2 separate regions of the Mus musculus genome follow, and region 1 is linked to region 2. A link is a contact called in ENCODE POLR2A ChIA-PET data. All regions are on one chromosome and are shown on one strand. The core of a region is the stretch at or near the end of the contact, and the rest is flanking DNA. Distances in the headings are between cores, read along the strand shown. Region 1 holds the start of Cisd2 (CDGSH iron sulfur domain 2). Region 2 holds the start of Manba (mannosidase, beta A, lysosomal).

What was found. ChIA-PET counts read pairs that join two places held with the same protein, here RNA polymerase II (POLR2A).
Region 1: POLR2A ChIA-PET joins it to region 2 with 11 read pairs in Patski. The contact joins the promoter of Cisd2 here to the promoter of Manba in region 2. POLR2A ChIA-PET finds 5 or more read pairs at or near these places in 4 of 5 experiments (Patski and embryonic stem cell).

What each region holds. Positions count from the first base shown.
Region 1 is chr3:135,420,399-135,424,770 of GRCm38, reverse strand. It overlaps Cisd2 (CDGSH iron sulfur domain 2), which reads left to right and starts at 1,338. Exons shown (of 3, transcript NM_025902.3): 1 at 1,338-1,512. The coding sequence starts at 1,410.
Region 2 is chr3:135,482,418-135,487,092 of GRCm38, reverse strand. Manba (mannosidase, beta A, lysosomal) reads right to left here and starts at 1,482. Exons shown (of 17, transcript NM_027288.3): 1 at 1,236-1,482. The coding sequence starts at 1,412. Gm30992 (a long non-coding RNA gene) reads left to right here and starts at 1,492. Exons shown (of 3, transcript XR_376111.4): 1 at 1,492-1,983; 2 at 3,097-3,131.

The sequences.
Region 1 (4,372 bases), core at 89-2,588, 62 kb after region 2:
AAAGAACAGTTTACTTTTCTTTTTTTTTTTTTAGATTTTTTTTTTAAATTAGGTATTTTCCTCGTTTACATTTTCAATGCTATCCCAAAGGTCCCCCATACCCACCCCCCCCCAACAGTTTACTTTTCAAACTTAAAATACCAACAAAAAAATAAAGCTGATTACAGCTCGATGTTACGTGGGCATACCAAATGCTGAATGTTACAGAACACTGATGTCAAGTTTCCAGGATACTTTTACCAGGTACTTGCTCTGGCCTTCCCTTAGCTCTAGTACTTGTGGTCTGTTTAAAGAATTTAAACGAGACACAGGATAGTGAAGACAAGAGTTTATTAAATGATAAAGTAGGGTACTCACAAAGGGGAGAAGAGACCAAAGGGAACACTATAGAGGTGAACAATTTCATGAGGTGACAGTGGATAACAGCTAAACTATGGTGTTGTGACATGTTTTTTAAGTAGGCTTTGTACTATTTAAGTCTCTTGAATAGACAATTTTCCGATTTCCTTGATAGGCCCATTTGGATGAACTCATAAAGGAGGGAGAACAGTGGTTACACCTTTATTCTTCCCAGAAAGCTCTCCTTTTCAGCACCAGATAGCAAACTTAAGATCTTTGGCTCAGTTTAGAATGTCATGTTTTCACCAAGGCCAGAGATTTTTTTTTTTTTTTGACCAGTAATCAGAGTTGCAGTTTCAGTTCCGAGGATTGTAAGCTGCAGACTGAACTTGGGGTCGGTCCATCCTCAGTGACCTTCAAGCCTGCTCATCTGACTAGCTTGCTATTCAACAGTAGGCTCCTGGGTCAAAAGCCCTTAACTCCACAGCGAATGCATTACCCTGGCTATTCTAACCTCAGCCAAGATAGGTAAGTAAAACCACTCCAATACCTTTACATTTTACAAGACGTAAGCCCCGTGTCACAGAAACTCCACAAGACAAGCGTGGTTATCCCAGCATTTGGAAGATGAAGATACTCATAGTTATCAGCCTCCTGAATGTCAGTTCAGGCTGGGTTACATGACTGTCTAAAAAAGGGGGTGGGGGGCAAACACATTTCCCCCCTTTAAAAAGAAAAGCCTTTGACTGCTTGGGCAGAACTGACTAAAGTTGCGGAGGAAAAAACAATCAGTGGGTAACTTTGGGTTTCTTTCAAAACCCGGCCACCCGCTTCCGCAGACGTCAAGGGTCGAAAGCGGACGCCCACCCCCGCAGCCGAGCCGAGGACAGGCCGGGCTCCGTACGCTGGGCGCTGCGTTGCGCTCGGCTCCGCTCCGCAGCGCGCACGTCACTCGCCGCGCGCCAATCGCGGCCCGGCGGGCCACCTCCCGCCCGAGCCCGCGAGCCCGCCGGCCGCTTCCGCTCTCACGCAAGCGCAGCAGCCGGGCAGCGGACGCCGCCGGCGGCAGGATGGTCCTGGACAGCGTGGCCCGCATCGTGAAGGTGCAGCTGCCCGCCTACCTCAAGCAGCTCCCGGTCCCCGACAGCATCACCGGGTTCGCCCGCCTCACAGGTAACCCTCCCGCCGCCGTCCCATCCTCGCGCGCCGCCCCCGTGGGGGCAGCGGTGGAGAGCGCGGCGCGGCGCGGGGCGGGCCGGGGCGGGGCGTCAGGCCTTGGCACGTGACCCGCGGCCGGCGTGCGCCTGCGCGGCGCGAGGCGGCCCCGGGAAGGGTTCCTTTCCCGGGCGACCGACCCAACGGGTTAATGCCGGGGAGTAGGTGCTGAGGTAGGAGCGACGCGGCTCGTTCCTGAACTCACTGTCGCATGCATCTTGTAAAGCACTTTCCAAGTCCTCGCTGTGTGAGGCGCCCAGCGCGTGGGGAAGAAGTACTGCCTCCACGCCATGCCCGTGTATGATGCCTGTATTAACGAAATCACCAGTGACCTCCCTTCCCGACAGCACTTGGAGGCTTGAAGTCACCTATCATGGAGGCATTTGAGGTCACCTCCATAACTACAGTTCCTGGAGCAAGTTGAGGTGCAGAAAAAGTAGCCGGATGTATTCCTAGGCTCTATGATTTTGGAGCATTGAATCTATTGTGAATTAAGGTTCTGCCTGTATGAAAAGGTTCCCGCAGCTCAGTAATAAATATCTTGACTATATGCAGAATGCAGTCAGTACTTGATAGATTGTGTTGGGTTTGGAGCATGATGGTGTAGGTTAAATTTTTCTAAACCGTGTCCGCAGACTGTATGAGATGGTGACAAAATCAGCAGTGCCTGAGGTCCCTAATATCAGCGAATGCAAACATGAATTTAGATAACTCGGAGGTGAGTAGTCTAGAGACATTTGACTTGAAATACAATAATTGGGAGACTTGGAAGAAAAAGTAATTCCGTGTACCAGAAGATGGAGTTCATACCAAATTGTTGAGGAGTATTTGGAGATGGGTGTCAGCCCCATTCCAAGGAAATTATTTTGTTTGCAGTTTGGCTTTTCCTGAGTGAGTTCCTCAAACAGATGTGCATTTGATACTCGCCCCTCCCAGGGATAAAAAGTAAAAACAAAAGAGACTCATGTGTTTATATGGATACACCTATACCATACAGACTTTAACAGAGAGATTTTTTTTTTAATTGTCACTGACAACTGCTCTGTTAACAAGTAGGTTTTAAGCTTTTAACGTGTTTAAACATTAGATCCAGTAGAGTGTATGAAAGAGATTAGAAAGCACTGTAGCTGACGAATCCACACCAAGGAAACATGCAGACACTTGAAGTAACATAAAAGTAACAAGAACAAAAAATTCCAAATCTTCTGTTCTCTATAAATATCAAAATTTCTTGGTCCTGTGCCCTTATTTTTAAAAACTGTAGCAAGTACATGACTTGACTTCCCTCCCCTGCCATTTCTTTACCTCGGCACTGTTTCGTGTAACCCTCCTGCAGGTATTCTGACAGTACTGATCTTGTCCTCTGCCTTCCTGCCCCTTTATAGCTTGAAATTTAGAGTTCTATATTTCAAATAAGTGCGTTGTAGTAGTTTAATGTTAGTATACATAAACCAATTGTTTTTTCTCTTCTGAATGGTATAGTCTTGAATGTAATTCACTAAAACTGGGAATTCAAAGCCAAAGAGGCATAGTCATTTTGTGGCATTGTTCTGCTTTGCCAATTTGTCTTAATAATACACATTAATTAGGAGTTTAATCCGTTTTTTTCTCACCCTACTGAAGGGCATCTTGCATGTGTTGGTTATGACTGTGGCTGCATTTATGTTAGTTTCAGGTTTTTGTGGATGAAATGTTGTTGAAGCAGGTTATGACTCTTTGTTTAGTGGCTAGAAAGCCTTATAAGCCTTATAAGCTTATGTCCTTACAGGTCTATTCATTCTGTCAGTAAATAATTCTTATTAAAGCCACTCAGGAAATTCAGCCATACCTTGCCCCTCCTAAACCAACAGTGTGCAGTAGCTTTCTCTCTAGAATTATGAAATATTTGATGTTAGCACTGTTTCTTAAAAATAACAACCACTCTGGCGTCCTCTCAGTTTCAGTCAGGGTCTCCTGTGACGCAGGCGGCTTCAGACGTCACTGAGGGTAATCTCGAACTCATGATCCTTCTGCCCTCGCCTTGCTAGGAACAGGCCCGGTGAAATGTGAGTGGCAGTTTAGTAGTAGCTATTTAAGCCCCAACACAGTGTCTACAAGTCTAGTTATAATCTGAATTGCTAGCTTGTCCAAGAAACATGAGCTTGCTTGCAGTAATGGCTTTCTGAGAACATTCTGTCTGGAATCTGACAATAACAGTTACAGAGTCTGTTTTGGAGGGCTGGTAAAACCCTGCAGGCTACTTTTCACCAGGTGTCCCCTTCAAAGTATATCATAATAATGTGATGTTTGTTTTCTTAAGGGAGCTACTTGAAGAATCTTTCATGTAGATTTTCATTCAAATAAAAACTTAGAAGACAGCTTTTAAGAAATTCATTTACATCTTTAGAAGACCAAAAGTGTCCTCATTTTCTTCCGTGAGAATCAGCCAGAAAAGGTTGTAGTTCACATCACCACTTCCCCTATTTAGATTTAGCTAGCTCCCTGCCCCACAGTTCCCTCATGATGAGTCTGCATTCTTAGAAAACATGCCGGTTCTAAATTACCACACAGGATTTAAATACTGACAGTTTGGATCTGTCAGAAACTATCTTTCTTTCTGTTAGATTCTCAAGAACAGTGCCTTTAAGCTGGTATAATTCTGCTCTTTGGAAACATAATACACTGATCTTAAAAAACATTTTCTATCATCTTAGGAAGCTTTAAAAATAAAAATGTAGGAAGAAAAATGTCCCTGTTCAAAAGCCAGAAGGCAGTTTATCCCTAGATTCATAAACTAGTCGGGATATTCGTTCAAGAAAATTTGTTCAGTTCTTGGAAC
Region 2 (4,675 bases), core at 233-2,732:
TGCAGAAATATCTGTGTAGCCATTTGGTTGCGGCATGATAGCCAAGTGATGGAATCAGCCCAGATGCCCACTAACAGACAAATGGTTAAAGAAAATCACACACACACACACACACACACACACACACACACACACACACACACATTTTCCATAGGAAAAATGATGTAATTAGGCTGTGCATGATGGTAAACACTTATATCTCCAGCACATGGGAGGAGGAGGCAGGAGGATCAGGAGTTCAGGTGGTCCTCAGTTACATTGGGAATTCAAGGTCAGCCTGAACTACATGGGATCCTGTCTCAAAAGCCAGAAAAAAAAAAGAAGGTAAGGATAATGAAGACAATAAAAATTGGTAACAAAACAACAACATAAGACAAATGAGAATGAAAACAAGATATGGCATGTTTTTACTCATGTTGACTCTAGATGTAAATATATGTATTCATAAGTGTACGTATATAGGACACCATAATGGAAAGAAACTCCTTGAACGAGGGAGGGATCACGTGGTGGCAAGACCCAGTAAAAAGTGAATATGGGCAGAGAACATGGTGCACTCACATGAAACTATCATAAAGAAACCTACCACACTGTTGGATGACAGACTCTCATTTAAAAAAAAAATGTCAGCACGGTATTCAGGCTTTAGGATTGGGGTGTAGTTCGGTGGTGGTACAATGTGTGCTTAGTATACTCATGGTTCTGGGTCTCTCTCTCTCTCTCTCTCTCTCTCTCTCTCACACACACACACACACACACACACACACACCACACACACACTTGCACACACTCCCCTCCCAAATATTTAGGCTCCTCATTAGCATCAACAACCAAACTTTACTAGTGCTCTCCCCAATCCCTTGTGTTTATTTCAAACCTGACGCACGAGGCTTCAAAGCAGAAAAAGAAAACCCGGACATCCTAGGGTCGGCGAACTTTGATTAACTAAAAGCTACAAGCATCCAGATGATTGCAACAGTAACCCTGTCCGGAGGGAGAAAGGTAAGTCCTCTTAGGAAATGCTTGAGCAGAGAATCACCACAATAAGTAGACAGCAGACATACCGTTTGTTTCATATACACAACTTCCGCCTTCCAAGGTCACTGAAGACCCAGCGAGGGAGGGTCAGTGTCCACAACTGGCCTGAACTCCCAGGCCATTCCCCCAACTGCCCACAGCTGCACCTACTGACCTGGACCCGCATGGGGGGTGTGGGGGGTGACTGTGCGTCCTACCTGGATCAGCCCGTGCTGGTGCAGGGCGCTGTGCACATAGCCGGGGACAGTCGCCGGTAGCTCCAGGGAGCCATTCCCGTTGCTCACCCGCCAGCTCCCGCTCAGGCTGTAGCTAGGACCTGCCACCACGCAGCCGGCCCGAAATAGCGCCAATATCAAGAGCAGGTGAAGATGCATGCTGACCGCTCGCAAGCAGGAACCCGGCAGTGTCGCCCAAGCCTTGCCAAGGCCTGGACGCTGTGTCCCCGCCCCGAGCACGGACCCGCCCCCAGGTCAGCTGAGCGCTTCCCGCAGCCCTGCAGGGAGGAACTGAAGCCGGGACCCGCCACGCGGGTACAAGCACCGCCCAGGGCCAGGGTCTCTGCGACCTGTGAGCTGGGCTTCTCGCTCCAGCTCGATCCTGTAAGTGGGGCGCTCATCCGAATGATGAAAAGCGACAGAAAAGTCTGGAAAGCAGAGTCTGACCATTTGGGAGACGACAGGTGCGCGTCCACAATAGTACGCAGGCTCTGCCCGGGGACAGCTCCTACCACGCCTGACCAGCAGATTGTACATGGTCCCCCGGCCCCAGGATTTGTCAGGCTGAACGCTCCCTCAATACGCGACCTGCTGGGACTAAACAGTGCTAACTATAAACTCGTAGGGTTGCTTCAACTGTTGACTGAGAGGCGCCATGTGCTCCCTGTTAGTGGTGGCTACATCATGGAGCTGCTTCTGAGGTTCCTATGAAACTGCGTTAGTGTTACAGGTGAGTCTGAAATTCCCTCCTTCACTGTTGAGTTGTGGGACTGAACAAGCAACAGAATTCCCATTCCCTGAATTTAAAAGAATGCAGATGCCAAGCGTGCTGGCGCACGCCTCTAATCCCAGCACTTGGGAGGCAGAGGCAGGCGTATTTTTGAGTTCGAGGCCAGCCTCCTCGAACAAAGTGAGTTCCAGGATAGCCAGGGCTACACAGAGAAACCCTGTCAAAAAAAAAAAAAAAAAAAAAAAGAATGCAGACGCTTAGCCGGGCCGTGGTGGCATACGCCTTTAAGCCCAGCACTTGGGAGGCAGAGGCAGGCGGATTTCTGAGTTCGAGGCCAGCCTGGTCTACAAAGTGAGTTTCAGGACAGCCAGGTCTACACAGAGAAACCCTGTCTCGAAAAAAACAAAACAAAACAATGCAGACACTAATTTCAGAGACGGAGACGCAGGCTGGGTTCTTCATCTTCTTTTAAATAAACAAAACACCCCACATTTTACTTACTAATTTCATGGAGGAGTTGAATGGGGGTTCCTGCCACAGCGAGCGTGTGGAAGTCAGCAGACAGCTTGTGAGGAGTCCCAGGGCTAGAACTTAGGGTGTCAGGCTTAGAGACATTCCCCCTTAACGGCTGCTCTATCTCATTGGCCCCTGGGTTCTTCTCATGAAGCAAAACTCGGAATATATATATATATATATATCTACTACAGCTTAAGCAAGGACATTGAGAGACGCTTCAGAAAGGACAGCAGTACCCAGAGGACAAAGTTCAGCTGTCTCAAGGCAGAAGAGCAAGCATAAGGAAGTTGAAGTTGGTGTTTTCTGTGCGTTTGAAGTTACACTGTTTAAAAGACAGGTGAAGGGAGGTGCAGGTAGTGGCTCACAACCTGTAAGCCTGAAGTCTAACGACACTGTGACTGGCTATAACCTGGAATCAAGGCACTTAGGAGACAGAGGGAGGAGGATCAGGAGTTCAAGACTGTCGTTGTCTACATAGGGACCTTGAAGCCAGCTTGTTTCAAAAATGTAACAATGGTTGGACGGGAGAGGTGACTCAGTGGTTAAGAGCACTTGTTTTTTGTTTGTTTGTTTGTTTGTTTGTTGTCTTTTGTTTAGTCGGCAGATCTGCAACTTCATTCGGCATTCAGCAGGTTAGTTCTCATCCACACCGACCTTCTATAGATTTCTGAATGTGGTACCAGGTAGGTAAGTTAACAGTTTGTAGAATTTGTTTGGTGAGTCCCCATCCTCATTATGTTTTCTGGACAAACGTACATGAATATATGATGGAGCATTGAGCCCGGCATCAGTGTAAACATCTGGAGTTCCCATTTCCTTCATGGCAAATGTCCCAAGGGGCACGCTCCTTGAAGCCTACTTCGGTGTGTGTGCTTGAGAATGCTAATGGCGCATTCTCTGGTCATCACTTCTTTTATGGCAGAATGGCTCTTCTGCTCGCCGCTTTTCTTTGTGGGAACCATTTTGCCAGGCCAAGTTCAAGAACACTCATTCTTGCAGAGGACTTGCATTCAATTTCCAGCACCCACTTTGTGACTCACAGACACCTGTAACTCTCGTCCCAGTAAATCCAAGGTCCTCTACAGACCTCTGATGGCATGAGACATGCATGTCCTGTACATACATATAGACATAAATACATACCGTTGAGATATAAATTCACATTAAATAATAAATAATTTTTCATTAAAGTAATAATAGCAAGTAAGATTAAGTCTGTAGGTGTAGGTGGGGAATGCTCCAATAGAATTGCTCATGGAGATTAGGAACACAGAAGAGCCTGGTGCCTCATTCCAAGCCAGAAGCTGCAAATGTGGAAATTCTTAAACCCATTATTATGCACTCACTGATAAGTGGATATTAGTCCAGAAACTTAGAATTCTCAAGATGCAATTTGCCAAACACAAGAAAATCAAAAAGAAGGAAGACCAACATGTGGATACTTCATTCCTCCTTAGAATAGGGAAAAAAAATACCCATGGAAGGAGTTACAGAGACAAAGTTTGGATCTGAGACAAAAGAATGGACCATCCAGAGACTGCCCCACCTGGGGATCCATCCTATAATCAGGCACCAAACCCAGACATTATGGCATATGCCAGCATGATTTTGCGGAAAGGACCCTGATATAGCTGTCTCTCGTGAGGCTAGGCCAGTGCCTGGTAAATACAAAAGTGGATGTTCATAGTCATCTATTGGATGGAACACAGGGCCCCCAATGGAGGTGCTAGAGAAAATATCCAAGGAGCTGAACGGGTCTGCAACCCTATAGGTGGAACAACAATATGAACTAACCAGTACCCCAGAGCTCGTGTCTCTAGCTGCATATGTACCAGAAGATGGCCTAGTCGGCCATCATTGGGAAGAGAGGCCCCTTAGTCTTGCAAACTTTATATGCCCCAGTACAGGGGAACGCCAGGGCCAAGAAGTAGGATTGGGTGGGTAAGGGAGCAGGATGGGGGGAGGGTATAGGGGACTTTCGGGATAGCATTTAAAATGTAAATGAAGAAAATATTTAATAAAAAAATTGGAAAAAAGAATAAAGGAAAGGAGGCAGACTCTCCTCTCTTTCTCTCTCTCTCTCTCTCTCTCTCTCTCTCTCTCTCTCTCTCTCTCTCTCTCACACACACACACACACACACACACACACACACACACACACACAGATAGAGAGATA